Linked DNA regions of Homo sapiens: region 2 is linked to region 1. Evidence: read pairs that join two places in POLR2A ChIA-PET (ENCODE). Cell type or tissue: HepG2. All regions are shown on one strand.

The links. Peaks named below come from ENCODE experiments on the same cell type or tissue, not always from the same donor. Only the 100,000 strongest peaks of a DNase experiment are listed, where the experiment ranks them.
Region 2: POLR2A ChIA-PET joins it to region 1 with 5 read pairs; 4 of 35 experiments call an interaction of 5 or more read pairs at or near these places.

What each region holds. Positions count from the first base shown.
Region 1 is chr1:144,411,420-144,413,919 of GRCh38, forward strand. RNVU1-15 (RNA, variant U1 small nuclear 15) reads left to right here and starts at 1,157; the gene lies at 1,157-1,321. RefSeq lists enhancers at 1,056-1,764, 1,631-2,318, 2,319-2,500 and silencers at 1,082-1,431, 1,256-1,550. In HepG2, no CTCF peak of the experiment used is centred here; DNase peaks (open chromatin) are centred at 833 and 1,262; H3K4me3 peaks cover 700 bases.
Region 2 is chr1:144,522,848-144,525,347 of GRCh38, forward strand. RNVU1-26 (RNA, variant U1 small nuclear 26) reads right to left here and starts at 1,174; the gene lies at 1,013-1,174. In HepG2, no CTCF peak of the experiment used is centred here; DNase peaks (open chromatin) are centred at 1,170 and 1,435.

The DNA of each region.
Region 1 (2,500 bases):
TCACAGACTTTATGGTCTCCAAGGGAGACCCCTCCATTTCATGTTTTGTGATTTGAGCAACAGACTGGAATCTACTTGAAATTTGCAAATGGTCTTTGACTTGGGCTTTCCAATTTTGCTCTACTTCACAGTGTTTTCTGGGTTATATACAAGGGAGATGATCCAGTCATTTGTTAAGCGCCTCAAATAAGACATGCCCTAGATGTTTTTTTGTTTGTTTTGTCAAATTGGGATTATTTTTGTGTCTTTGGAGAATATAAAATACTAACATGAGGTAAGCACTAAGGTTCTGAGATGGCCGTGGAAGAGATGACAAACTCCATCACCATGCCTGAGAGTGTCCAATCGTCTCTGCGGGGGCCACATATTTTTGTATTACACTGTATTTGAAATAACAACAACAACAAAAAACCCTTCAAGATTCATAAAATTGGACAACTGTCTTTGTAACACTTCTAGTGGTAAAACCAGTAAGGATGGCTAGTTTGCAACCCATCTGAGCAGCCTCTCTGGTTTCATAGATATGTTTTCTCTCTGACATTGAATGGCTTTCAACTTGAAACGGAATGCTACATCACAAAGATAAACAGGTTTGAAAGGAACCGGTTTTCCTTGTAATCCTAAACGTTCAAGTCTGCGCATTAAAAGACATTATCTGAAGAAGGGTGCACAAGCTTCCTGTTGGCCGCCAGAAGGGTTCTCTGCAGGACACAGATCAAGTACCACAGTCTTAGGGGGAGACCAGACGTGGGATCTCTGCGCACCTCCCCAAAGGACAATGGCAGGAGGAAAAGGAGAAAGAGACAGACGTCACTTCCTCCGCCAGCTCCGGCAGCGGGTTGATCGGCTGAGTCGGCGGAGGGTGGGGCGGAAGAGCAGACGGTGTCTGGGAAAGGCGCTGTCGGTGACATCACGGATAGGGCGATTTCTATGTAGATGAGGCAGCGCAGGGGCTGCTGCTTCGCCACTAAGGAGTTCCCGTGCCGTGGGAGCGGGTTCAGGACCGCTGGTCGGACCTGAGAGTCCCAGCTATGTGTCAGGGCTAGGAGGGCTGGGGGCGGGGGGGGTGGGGGGGGGGGGCGTGCGCGGGGCAAGTGACCGTGCGTGTAAAGGGTGAAGCGTGTGAGGCTGTGGCGGGGCGGAGGTGCAAAAGCTCATACTTACTTGGCGGGGGAGATACCATGATCACGAAGGTGGTTTTCTCAGGGCGAGGCTTATCCGTTATGTTCCGGGTGTACTGACCCCTGCCATTTTCCCCCAATGTGAGGAACTCGACTGCATAACTTGTGATAGTAGGGGACTGCGTTCGCGCTTTCCCCTGGTGCTTCTGTGGTGCGAATAGTAGGTGAGCCGTAAGTGTTTTTGTAACTCAGGGTGCGGGCTCGTGTTTTGTGGCTGTGTTCTGTCCGGTCAGTTGTTTCCGTTCGCAACGGTTAGTTTTCCTTTGTGAGGCCATGTTTGGGGACAGCTTAGAACTATCCACTTACTCTCTTGGGAGGCGAATTTCAGTCTCTGTTGGTTGGGGTGTTCTCCCAGGTTAGCTGCCGCGGTACTTGCTAGGTGGAGCTCAGGGATCAAGGGTCGGGAGCTTTCTGGTTTGTTCAGTGCTCCCAGGGCTTCTAACATCTCTTAAAAACTCTGGTGTTTTCTGTCATCCTCGGAGTTACCTCTTAGCCTCTGTTTTTTTTGTTGTTTTTTCCCCCCCTCCCTAAGACAAGTCTCGCTGTACCGTCCAGGCTGGAGAACTGGCGCGATCTTCCCATCTCAGGCTCCCGAGTAGGACAACCGCACGCCACCACACCCGGCTAGTTTTTTCTCTTTTTTTTTTTATTTTCTTTTCTTTCTCTTTCCTTTCTTTTTCTTTTTTCGTAGCAGTTTCACCATTCTGCTCAGGCTGGGCTCCACCTCCTGGGCTCAAGTGGTCCGCCCAGCCTTCTGAAGTGCTGGGATTGCAGGTGCGATCCATCTTGCCCTGGCAGCTCCTGCTTTTCACCACAGCATTCACGGGAGTTTGTAGGATTTCTGTGCTGGGGAAACGTGTACTCAGTTAATAGAGCCAGGTGGAAGTTGTACTCAGAACTGGTGGTTTTCTTTGGAATGAAAACCGTGCATGTTGGGGGCTCTTAGTGTCCCCGTTCGGTTGTAGGCATAACACCCTTGCTTTGTGTAGGGGGAGGGCTTTGCCCGTGCCCTGGTGCCCCGGCGCAGGGCATCGAGGCCTGCAGATCAGAACCGCAGTCTAACCTATGTCTTGGCGGAATACCCTGCTAAGTCTCCCTGGAATGTAAGATGGGAGGTCTTGTGAGGAGGTTTCTACAAGTAAGAAAACAAATTTCCATTCGGTTTTTATTGACAAAATTGAAAATTATAATAACTGAGTCCAGCCTCTCAGATGACAAATGTCTTTTGCACTGAGAGCTGGGAACCGCCGCTTGCCTCAGCTCCTGCGTGCAGGTGCAGCCCTCGCTTCCCTCCACACTTTCTCCAGCGGGTGTCAGTT
Region 2 (2,500 bases), 110 kb after region 1:
GATATTTTCTTAAATCTGGATTATCATCCTTCAGTTTGGATAAGACAGACAATATTGATGGGTTGGGGTACTTTGTCAAAGAATGTAAAGAAAGATAATGTGAAGAAAGGCAATTTTGTGATTAAAAAGGAAACTTTATTCTTAGATTTGTTAATAAGTGTCTCTTACTGAATTATTTGCTTATTAGGCAAAACAGTGATATCATTGAATCATTCTAAAATTCCTTCCCTTTTATGTCTTGAGGTTATGAACACATGTAAGGCACCTCACCTGGCATCTGACAAACTCAACGAGACAATGAATGAACCAGAATAAATAATCATCTATTTTTTTTTCCCCCTGAACATTTCTACAGTTGAGACAGTCTTAGAATTTCTCTCTTGCATGCCAGGATATTAGACTGTTGAAATTGAATTCTTTTTTTTTTTTTTTTTTTTTTTTGAGACGGAGTCTCGCTCTGTCCCCCAGGCTAGAGTGCAGTGGTGCGATCTCGGCTCACTGCAACCTCCGCCTCCAAGGTTCACGCCATTCTCCTGCCTCAGCTTCCCGAGTAACTGGGACTACAGGCACCCGCCACGACACCTAACTAATTTTTTTGTATTTTTTAGTAGAGACGGGGTTTCACCGTGTTAGCCACGATGGTCTTGATCTCCTGACCTCGTGATCCGCCTGCCTCGGCCTCCCAAAGTGCTGGAATTACAGGTGTCAACCACCGCGCCCGGCTGAAATTGAATTTCTTTCTTTTCACCAACTCGAATTTCTTCTTCTCATGTAAGGTCATCTTACATAAGTGAGACTCCTTTGTTCCCTTTCCCTTAATAACAAGCCTACACGGATGTGAAGGTGGTGAACGCACCTCTTCTCATCTCAAAACATCCACGTGCTCTTCCATTTTTTTCTAACAAAGAAGGGAGAGGAGGTGACATGAAAACACACCATGGATATTGTTCAGCATTTGTAAAAGCTGAAAGTATCACTTGGTAGACAAACTGCTTTTTGCACTACAACCTCCAGAAGAAAGCGCGAACGCAATTCCCCACCACCACAAATTACAGTCCAGTTTCCCCACATGTGGAAGTAACAGGAGTCAGTCAGCACATACTGAGTACAATGGAGAAATCGCCCCCGAGAAACACCAACTTCATGGCCGTATTTTCTCCTGTTACGTAAGTATGAATGAACGCCCCTCCGCCCTGCCACAGCTCCATACGCCTCACCCCTTACACGCATGGTCACTTGGCCCGCGCATTCCCCCACCCCGCCCCCATGCCGCCTCAAGTCTTCCTAGCCCTGACACACAGCTGGGACTATCACGTCCAACCGGAGGTCCTGGACTAGCTCCCACAGCACGAGAAATCTTTCGTGGTGAAGCAGCAGCCCCTGAGCTGCCTCCTCTGCATAGGAATCGCCCTATCTGTGATGTCACCGACAGCGCCTTTCCCGTCCCCGTCTGCTCTTCCGCCCCACCCTCTGCCACTCGGCCGACCAACCAGCTGTGGGAGCGGGCGGAGGAAGTGACACCTGACTCTACCTCCTTTCCCTCCCATCCCCGTCCCTGGTCTCTCCCAAAGAAGTAGGTTCTTAGCCTGTGATGCAAAGGACCCCTTTGGCGGCCAGCTGGAGCCTGTGCGCTTTTCTTCAAATAATGGCTTTTAAAGCTCAGACTAGAAAGTTTAGGATTACAAAGAAAAACGGTTCTTTTCACATACGGTTATCCTTGTGATGTAGCATTTCGCTTGACATTTGGAAGTCGTTCAATATCAGAGAGAAACCGTATCTATGAAACTAGAGAGGCTGCTCAGATGACTGCAAACCAGCCATCCTTACTTGTTTTATCACTAGGAGTATTATAAAGACGGTCGTCCAGTTTCATGAATCTTGTAGGGTTTTTTTCAGATACAGCAATGTACAAAAATGTGCTGCCCCAGCAGAGCACACTGGACATTCAGGCATGGTGCTGGAGTTTGTCATCTCTTCACTGCCTTCTCTAGACCTTAGCGCTTACCTCATGTTAACACTTTATATGCTGCGAAGACAGAAACACAGTCATCCAAATTTGGCAAAAATATTTGGGAGAAGTTTTATTTCAGGTGTTTAACTGATTACTTTTAATATGTAGACTACAACACCAAACTCTGAGAATACTCCACAGACTTATTAATGGTTTCCACCCCCGTCTCTGCAAATCTATCAGGCAAGTTTTTCCTGCCCTTTACTTTCATATAAGCTGAGTCACAGTCTGTAGTGGGTTTTGGGGGGAGTGTTACTGCCCAACAGGTACACCCTGCCTGCTGCCTAGACAGAGCCAATTTTTCGACACAGGGGAATTGCAATAAAGAGCTGCACTCTTTATTTGGTGATTGGGGGCCGGTGAATTGAGAGTTCTGCTTGGCCAGGTCGGAGATGAAATCACAGGGAGCTGAAGCTGTGGTCTTGTGCTGGGTCAGTTCCTGCTTGGGGGCCACAAGACCAGCTGAGCCAGGTTATCAGTCTAGCTGGT